Regions from separate parts of the Homo sapiens genome. Here region 2 is linked to region 1. Evidence: chromatin loops called from intact Hi-C (ENCODE). Cell type or tissue: ascending aorta. All regions are shown on one strand. Links, peaks and the distances in the headings refer to the core of each region. The heading gives the core; the rest is flanking DNA. Region 1 holds the start of LOC124905967 (a long non-coding RNA gene). Region 2 overlaps PXDN (peroxidasin).

What was found. Hi-C counts contacts between places; a loop is a spot of excess contacts. Peaks named below come from ENCODE experiments on the same cell type or tissue, not always from the same donor. Only the 100,000 strongest peaks of a DNase experiment are listed, where the experiment ranks them.
Region 2: it touches region 1 in a loop (7-fold over the local background); 9 of 110 quality-filtered maps call a loop at or near these places.

Annotation. Positions count from the first base shown.
Region 1 is chr2:1,819,636-1,826,305 of GRCh38, forward strand. The region is part of intron 21 of MYT1L (myelin transcription factor 1 like); the gene reads right to left. It overlaps LOC124905967 (a long non-coding RNA gene), which reads left to right and starts at 3,910. Exons shown (of 4, transcript XR_007086192.1): 1 at 3,910-3,994; 2 at 4,660-5,335. RefSeq lists an enhancer at 6,458-6,670. In ascending aorta, for the core only: a CTCF peak has its summit at 3,758; DNase peaks (open chromatin) are centred at 3,826 and 4,366; H3K4me3 peaks cover 984 bases; H3K27ac peaks cover 1,974 bases.
Region 2 is chr2:1,651,969-1,654,468 of GRCh38, forward strand. PXDN (peroxidasin) reads right to left here. Exons shown (of 23, transcript NM_012293.3): 15 at 2,432-2,500; 16 at 1,660-1,817. Among named protein-coding and RNA genes, the nearest start is that of LALTOP, 28 kb to the left of the region's middle. In ascending aorta, for the core only: no CTCF peak of the experiment used is centred there; DNase peaks (open chromatin) are centred at 1,313, 1,653 and 2,483; H3K4me3 peaks cover 899 bases; H3K27ac peaks cover 2,500 bases.

The sequences.
Region 1 (6,670 bases), core at 2,275-4,774:
TGAATACACATGCCCTACAGGGATGCACATGGTCCGATGATGTGATGCTCTGCAGCATTACAGAGGGAGGTGGAGTCCGCATGGGTATTTAAAGACAGACATTTGTTTGAAGAGGACAAGGAGCAGTGGAAGGGCCAAAGAAGCCTGAGCAGCATGTCTTCAGCTTTGAATTTAGGTCTGGGTGCAACCAAGGGGCAGAGAGGCAGGGAGCTGGAGGGATGGGTAAGAGCTTATTAGGGAAGATCTCAAGTGCCTTACAGAGGAGAATGGATTTAGCTTCTAGGCAATGACAAAGGATTGGAAGCATGTAATCCTGGCAACCACACAGTAGAGTTTGCTTGGTAGAGAGCTCACTGGCAGCAGCCTGGAGGATGCTTGCAGAGGGCAGAGGGCAGTGGGGGGGGGCCAGCGAGGAAGCTGGCAGAGGGGCCTGGGGGAGGAATGAGGGAGTACAGCCTGAGGCAGCAATGGGTTCAGAAGAGAGCACCCACTCAAGAGGAGTAAGAAGGGCTGGGGCTTGGTCACCCATTGGATGGGGCTTGCTGCTTTTGCATTCCAAATTGATAGTTTGGTTGAGTATAGAATACTGAGTGTGCAATCATTTTCCTAAGAGTTTTGAAGGCATTGTTCTATTTGATTCTTGTTTCCAGCATTGCTGTTGAGTACATCTCTTAGCTTCCTTTTCTTTTGTCTCTCACTTTGTCTCTGTTTGTCCCTCTCTTTCTCTGTATCCCCACTCCAGGTTCTCAAAATTTCATGATGATGAACCTCTGTGTGGTTGGCTATGACAGTTTTATATGTCAACATGGAGAGGACACAGCATCCAGTTGTTTAATCAAATACTTATCTAAGTGTTGCTGCGAAGGTATTTTGTAGAGTGACTAACATCTACCATCAGTTGGCTTTTTGTTGTTGTTGTTGTTGTTGTTGAGACAGGGTTTTGCTGTTGTTACCTAGGCTGGAGTTCAGTGGCATGATCATACTCACTGCAGCCTCCAACTCTTGGGCTCAAGCAATTCTCACTCCTCAGCCTCCCAAATAGCTATGACCACAGCCATGTACCACCATGCCTGGTTAATTTTTAAATTTTTTGTAGAGATGATGTCTTGCCATGTTGCCCAGGTTGGTCTTAAACTCTTGGGCTCAAGTGATCCTCCTGCGTCCTCCTCCCTAAATACTGGGATTACAGGTGTGAGCCACCACACTTGGCCTAGCTGACTTTAAGTAAGGAGATTATTCTCAATACTCTCAGTGGGCCGGACTCAAGCAGTCAAAAGACCTTAAGAATATAACTAAGGTTTCCCCGAGGAAGAAGAAATTCTCCCTGTGGAATGGAACTTCTCCTGAACAAGAGTTTCTAGGCTGCCTGTCTGCCCTACAGATTTTGGACTTGTGGAGCCGGTCCCAGATGGTGTCAGCCAGTTCCTTGTGATGAACCCGTCCATATATAAATCCTACTGGTCCTGCTTCTCAGGTAGAGCCCCGGACGACATAGAACCATTTCATGATTGCGTGGCTACTCAACGAGGCCTTTATATCTGAAAACTCAAGATCTCTGCCATGGGGATTTTCCTTGTTTTCTTTCTTTGGGAATTTTCTTTCTTCCATTTGCTCTACTCTCGCTACTTCTTCAGAAACTCCTATTAGTTGATTACTAACTCTCCTGAATTCTTTATTTTTTTTTAACAAAATCTTTTATCTTCTTTTCTCATCTCTTTATAATTTATGGGACATTACCTCAATTTTACATTTTAACTTTCAAAGTAAACTTTTTATTTATTTTTTAAAATAGATATTCGTGTTCTCTGAATGTTTCTTGGGTTATGAATACAATATATTTTAATGTTCTTTCTGTTCTTTTCTGTCTGATGACAAATTATAGGTTTTTAAAAAGATTGCTCCTCTTTCCAGAAATGTTTCTGCTTCCTCTGAGCTTCTTTTGCCCCCTGGTAAGGCTGGTTTGTTTGCTTGGTTTCTGCCATGTTGTTTACTGCTTGCCTTCAGTGGCCGGAGTCCTTGGCTGTTCACGCATACATCCCAGACATTGGTGCCTGGAGGCCCTTTATCTTGAATCTGTTGGTTCTAGAGAAGAGGCCCCTGCTCTGTCTGGAGTGGCGGGGAGTGGAGAAGGCAGAGGAGCAGGAGGAGCCGCTGGATTCCCGGAGCCACACGGGACCAAGGCCTTGGGGCCTGTCCATCTCACTTGACGTTCCCATCTTCAGTACAACGGCTCATCCTGTTTCCAGCTCTTCCTAGCACTAGCTCCAGAGCTTCTGTTCTAGCTTATCCTTCTGCCGGGGAGAAGGAGGCCTGTGGCAGGGCATCCGGGAGTCGAACCCCTCTTAGACAATTCAACTACTCCTCTGTTTTCCGACCAACTCTGAATCCCCACTCTAGGTCCCAGCCTCTTTTCTATGGAGGTTCTGCATGCTCTTCACTCCTCTTTTTCTGGGTTCTTTCTTCACTCTTTCTCTCCACCCCCATCCTCTCCCTCCCCAACAGCTCCTCTGCAGGGAGCTGAGGCCTGAGCCATGTGTGCTTGGGCTGGGCGGCTCCCAGTGCTTTGTGGATGGGATGGTCTGCACTTCCCTTCCTTATTTAGTTATTTAGTTGCATTATATTTGTGGGTTTATAAGAGGAGAGTGGGTCATTTTAGTAGTGTTTTAAGATTTAGTGGAGATATATGTGATTTCAGTCTGCAGAGCTTGGCTAGGATTCCCAATAGAGATGCCTAATAAACCCAGTATTGAGGAACACACGTGCACCTTTCTGCAAGGTGTCTGCCATCTTTGTGTGGGTTGGGTCTGTTTCCTGGAGAGCGCAGGGTGTGTCCACTGTCAGCCCCTCTTCCCCAGGGATGCTCCTGCGTGCTCAGCAGGCACTTGGCTGCCACAGGATGGCGAGGGCTGGCCCTGGGACCACATGGATCTGAGGGTGGAGGCAGAAGTGTGGCCTACAGCCTGTGTCCTTCGAGAGGGTCCCCTTCCTTCCTCCAGGGACAGGATGGCTGTTGTGGTAGCAAACTCACCCTGAGGTGGTCTCCGAGTGTCAGGGGCTGAGGTGCAGGACCCGGATATCTGGGTCCCTGGCAGTCAGAAGCCACCGCCTCATGGCTGCTGCTGTGTCCACGGTGAAACCCTCCTCTCCTGTGAAGGAGCCACTGCCTCACCAGGGCTGCTGTGTCCACAGTGAAACCCTCCTCTCCTGGAGGGTTTCTCTTTCTCAGGAGCAGCTGCTTGCTGCTGAGGACTGAGTGTAATCCTAGCAGAAGGGAAATGTTTAGTTTTGTTTCTCCTTTTGCTTGCCTCTCAGGAGCCTCGGTTGTTAACGTTATCACTGCTGTGGCTTGGCTGTGTCTCCTGAAGGGATATGTTGATGGCCTGGCCCCTACACCTGTGAAAGGGACCTTATTGCACCTCGTTTTCTTTTTAACATGTGAACCATAACTCTTCTGCAAATGTGAGCTTTTGCCCTAAGCTCCTCAAATGGCATCGACACGTGGGAGGAAAAGATCCTCAATGAGGAGACACCTGTCCTGCTGCACAGCCCTGTGGCAGCTTGGCCTCCCCAGGCAGACCCAGCAGGGGCACCCAGCTGGTGGTGCTGGCTGTTATAGTCGTGGTGGTTGTGGTAGTGAGGGCTGTTGCTGCTGTTGTCAGAGCTGTGGCTGTGAGGCTGTTGTTGCTGTGGTTGTGGCTGCAACCTTCATTGTCATAGATATAGCTGTGGCAGCTGTAGTTGTAGCCTTCTCTCCACTTGGGGCACTCAGGTCCACCCTATCTGGCTCAGGGCTTCGGCTCCGGGGTCCTGGAGGAGGGAGCAGGCAGTGGGCTGGAGTGGGTGTGGTTGACGCTGGAGGGCAGCCTCTGAGCAGCTCCCCCAGGACGGAAGCGAAGGCTGCAGGCGGGGCTTGGGTCAGGCTCCTGGGAGAAGCAGTGACGAGGCTGGGTGCCTGCAGGAAGACCCTCAGCTGGCTGCATGTTCAGCCCTGCAGGTGGGTCGTGCTCCTGGGAGGAGCAGCGATGAGGCTGAGTGCCTGTAGGAAGACCCGTGGCTGGCCGCATGTTCAGCCCTGCAGGTGGGTCAGGCTCCTGGCACGAGCAGCGATGAGGCTGGGTCCCTGTAGGAAGATCCGTGGCTGGAGGCGTGTTCAGCCCTGCACTGCCAGTGGTGGCGGCCCTCGTCCCGTGTGGTCAAATTTACATTTATATTTACTGAAATCTAACAATTTTTAAAAGTTCTCTGTCACAGGAGCCAAACTTCAAGAGCTGAGTAGTCTCAGGTGTCCAGTGACCATTACGTGGCACAGTGTTGGCCTGGGCCTCGCCGTCCCTGGCACGACCCATGGGATGAGGCCGCGCCTCCCCCCCCAGCGGGGCCGCCGGGCAGAGGTGATGTGGGATGCTCAGTGACTTTTTAGGGAACGTGCCAAGCCCTCTCCATGGGGGTTGGGGAACGTTTTTAGTTTGGATTCTAAACAGAGAGTGATTCTTGCTATGGAACAAATTTAAATAATAGCTAATAAAGCAGACTAGACTTACTAAACATATTCCTATGCTTAGGAGCCTGCATTAAGCATTTTAGATACATGACCCCAACCAATTCTTCCAACAATCTGTAATGTAGATTCAGTTTGGTATTTTCTCCACGTCTCTCTAGGGTTAGGTAATTTTGTGCCCAGCAGAGCAGGGCGGTGCTCTGTCCTCTGGGAAATACTGCCTTCCTGGAATGTTCCCTCCAACCCAGAGTGCTGAGAAGGCTGGCAGGATAGAGGCCAGAACATGTCTGACGTCAGCGCCAGCCTGGACGGAGAGCTCGGATCCCAGAGAAGGCTGAGCACAGGGAGGAGAGGGGCATGGGCCTCTGCATTTGAGCTGCTCTCGTCCTGAAGTTTGTGCCCTGGGCCCTGTGAGAACTCAGGGGCCAGCCTGTGACACCCCGGCCAGGCCATGCGAGGGTGGCGCCGGGACGCCGCCCTCTGCGGCTCCTTTGGGGAGCACTGACCAGCACTCAGGGATGGATCCGTGCAGCGAGTTGTCGAGAGGAGAGAGTGGAGGAGGACTCCGCAGTATCCCGGCTGATGCATATTGAGTCATCCAGAGGAGAGAGAGGGGGAGGACTCCGCAGTATCCCGGCTGATGCATAATTTGTTCTTCTTATGCATTTTACCACCATTTTGGCTAGCATTTGGTGCTTCAAGGAACAGCTGTTAGAAGCGAAAATCAGAGAAAAAGGCATTTGCGTTTCAAAGGCTTCGCTTTGTGGATGACACATCCCAGAGATAGGAGGAACTCCTGGCAGCAGCCATAGATTTGGAAGGATGCATCCCCATCAGGTAGCGGTGGAGGAATCTCCAGGGAGGAGACAGAGAAGGGAGAGGACAGGAGGGAGAGGAGTAAGGGGTTTGGATGCCTGTGGGTCCTCAGAGAGTGGCCTGAGAGCCAGACTTTCTCCCTTTCCCCTGAGAGCAACATGGAGCTGGGGAAAGAGACCTCAGACACGCCACTCCCCTGCCTTCCTGATGGCGACAGACACAGAGAGGCCTCAGGGCTGGGAGCCGGGAAGGTGGAGGAGCTGCCCATGAGGCTGGTGCTTTGGCAGGGAAAGGGGCCCCCCAGGAGCTGCCACCTGCCCCAAAGGTGCACCTGGGATGAAGATGGGGGGGAGGCACCACAGCGACCTAGTTATGGCGAGCAAGCTCTCACCATACAGTAGAGGAGGAGACAGAAATTAGTTCAGTTACAGAAAACAGATACATTGGTAGAATTTACATGTTATAACATAATTCCATTAAAAAGTTGGCATACTCCTGAAAACCTACTTACTCTTCCCTTAAGAATCAAGTAATATTATGTTTATTAGAAATTATTTGGAGAAATCAAAAGATTGGAATTACAGTCTTAGCTTCACACTAATTATGAGAACGTCAAAGTTTTTTGTTTGTTTAATTGAGATTAATTCACATATGGGAACCCGCTTTTAAAAGATCAGGTTCCCCATCTCTTTATTGGATATAAGAATGATCCTATTTGTTTGTACTGTTAATTTTTTGTTTGTATATTGGTTTTCCCTATAAAATTATAACAGGCTAAGTTTCTTGGGACAGAGACTGTCTTGAAATTTTTATTTCTCTGAAGATCCTAGCGCAGTGGCTGGATAGTCCCCTTCCAGTGGGCAGAATGCTAAGGTGGCCCCAAAGTCTCCCCGTGTGCACCTGCCGTGCGTGGGCCTCTGTCCTTGAGTGTGGATGGTCCTGTGAACACAGTATAGTCATTGCCCCCATGATGGGGTGACATCCTATGAGACCCCAGCCCAGCTGCCAAGCAGTGAGGCCACCGGCTGTGTGGCCAGGACCTGGGGGCCTCATCCGCGGAGGACGACTCTGCCCAACGTCCAGCAGGACAGTCGGGCCTGACAGCTGCAAGCTCAGGAGCTGAGTTCTGCCAGGAACCCGCATGAGCTGTGAGTTGGACTGTGAGCTCCAGGGGGGACGCCACCTGCAGAGGACCCCCTTAGGCCAGCCTGGGCTTCCACCATGGGAAAACTGAGCTAATGACAGGGCCTGGGTTTAAGCTGCTTTGTTTGTGCCACTTTGGAGAACAAACTAGAAGACCGGCACGGTGCTCGGGCATGGGACACAGTTCGGCTTCCTGCGCTGGCGCAGAGGGCC
Region 2 (2,500 bases), core at 1-2,500, 170 kb before region 1:
ATAAGTGAAGAAATGAGTGCCTGCATGTGCACCTAACTGCTGCTTGGGTAAACAGCAAATGTATAAAATGATTTCACATTGTTGGGGTGATTTTACTCTTTCCTTTCTGTCTTTCCCTGAGTCTAAATCTTTCTATAATTGGCATGTAATGACACACAATGGACATGCAATTCCTCACAAGGAACAGCTTCCAACAGCCTGCCTTTGAGGAGACATTTCCAGATGGCTTTATTTCTGTGGTGGCGGCAGAACCCACTTGCTGGGCTGCCACAGTAATGTTTAAAGATCTGATCCTGTAACTAAATGAAGAAAGGTAGGGAGTAGCAAGAAATTACACTTAGTAACTCCCTCTTCATTCTCTGGAGAAGAGAACATGGCCTTTCTACCAGGAGACTGGCACCAGGGACTTGGGAAGGGGCTGGGACCCATGCCTGGTACCTCTCATCCTAGTCTCCCCCTGCACCTGACAAGCAGAAAGTGCCCAATAAATACTTGTTGAAATAACAAAATGGGCTCTGATGCTTCTCCCCAAGAATGTGCCTGGGAGGTGAGGCTGGAGTTTCACCCATCGAGAAAAGCAGAAACATCCAGAGGTCTCCAACTCCAACATTTCCTGCCCTGCCCCCACCCCCGCCCCCAGCCACGAGAGGCCAGGAGAGGATCAGGAAGCAGGAGCTGCGGAACATACAGCTTCACATTGGCTGGTGCCCAGGCTTCAGCACCAACAGGGCTCCAAAACCTAACAGGACGGGGCTGGCTCAGAGCAACACTCTACTCCGAAGACGGGCATATATCACCCTACAGGTCTCAATTCCACGTCTCTTTCATTTAACCATTGAAGAACATTTTTTGCTCTAATCGTAAAAGTTATGCTCAATGAAAACAATTTGGAAAACTGAAAAATTATAAAGCAGTTCTTTCATCCCACAGGGACAGCTACTGTTACATTCTCCTCCGTGCTCTGTGTGTGTGTGTGTGTGTGTGTGTGTGTGTGTGTGTACAGAACCATGAGTAACCAGCTGCTGCTGAAAATGATGTTTTTACATGAGAAAGTCAGGGTCTTCTATGGGTTCATCAATAGTACTACTACCAGCAAGGACAATCGTGACATGTAAAGGCATCTGTTATTTACTGGGCAACGGCAAAGTGCCAGAGCAGAGTGAGTGGGGGACATACCTCCCCCAACAGCATCTCCACACCAGCCCGAGGTGATCTCATCAGCTGGTTTCACAGACCCGGGACTCTTCCAAAACAACCCTCCTAATACGCGTGGCACCGCATTCCCAGGACACAACGTCACTCAGGGAGCAAGCACGCTGCCAAGTCCTCCCTTATGGCTCATTTGTTGCAGAGGGACTGGGCTTGCATAACCCACCCTGGCCAGGATGGCATAACCCACTCAGGGCAGGTGGACCTGCTGTAGCCTGATCAGCACTCCAAGGGACTTCACGTCCCCCAGAGATTCCTATTAAACCAAAGTGAGAGCGACAGGGCTGTAGGGCTCAAGAGGAATCACAGTTTAAGGAAATAATTTCACAGTTCATAAGCACAGTGGGAAAGAAAATGCTGGAACTCTTCCCTAGGAATGTGACTTAACTGAGGCGTGTTCAACCCCGTTACTCAGGCCATGGAGGAGGAAGAAAAGGCTTTGGCACTGACTTGTTCCGTTGAGGTCGACCATCAAGCCATGCTGTACATGCTCCTGAATGAGCTGCAATGTCCGTTCAAAGATTTCTCCCGCCCGTGCCTGTTCAACTGTGTAAGGATCCCTCGGATACCGGAACAAGGCCAGCAAATCATTTGGAGAACGAGGACGGCTAACCAGAGTTTAGGGGGAAGAAAGGAAGAATGAAACAAATTACTGAAGATAAAATTCATAGTACCCCAAAATATAATCATTGCTATTAATATTTCTACGGCTACTTTCTACAACATAATGTACTATACCTTCCTCATCCGAAGTGGGAGGCAACAAAACAAAAACAAAACAAACAGACAAAAACCGGAAGACACTAAAAACAAATAATTAATTAAGTCAATAGAGAAAATCACAGATATTGCATTTCACATAAGATGCAGAAAAACTGCTTTGGAATCAGCAACGTGAACAAATACACTAATGACTTTTAAACTATTTGTTTTTGCCAAATCATTTAGTCATAAGCCAAAGGAATGAGTTGAAATTTTCAAAGAATGTTTTGGTTGTGGATCATAGCCAAATTCTATTTGAAAAGCACACATCCTTCTGTTATTTCAACCCCCAGAAAACTCAGATGCCCATGTTGTTCATGATTTTTAAATTAAACATTTTGATCATCAGATAATCAAATCAAAATTCATATATTAGAACTGCATGCATTCTTTAATCACTCCCACCTTCACCCTAAAGCTCAGTGATTTGAGGGTCAGCGTGTTTACAGCCCCACGATACCTGTCAAACAAATGTGTTCGGGTTGAGTTTATAGCTCTGTCAACAGTCGCAATCGCTTCCACGATGGAG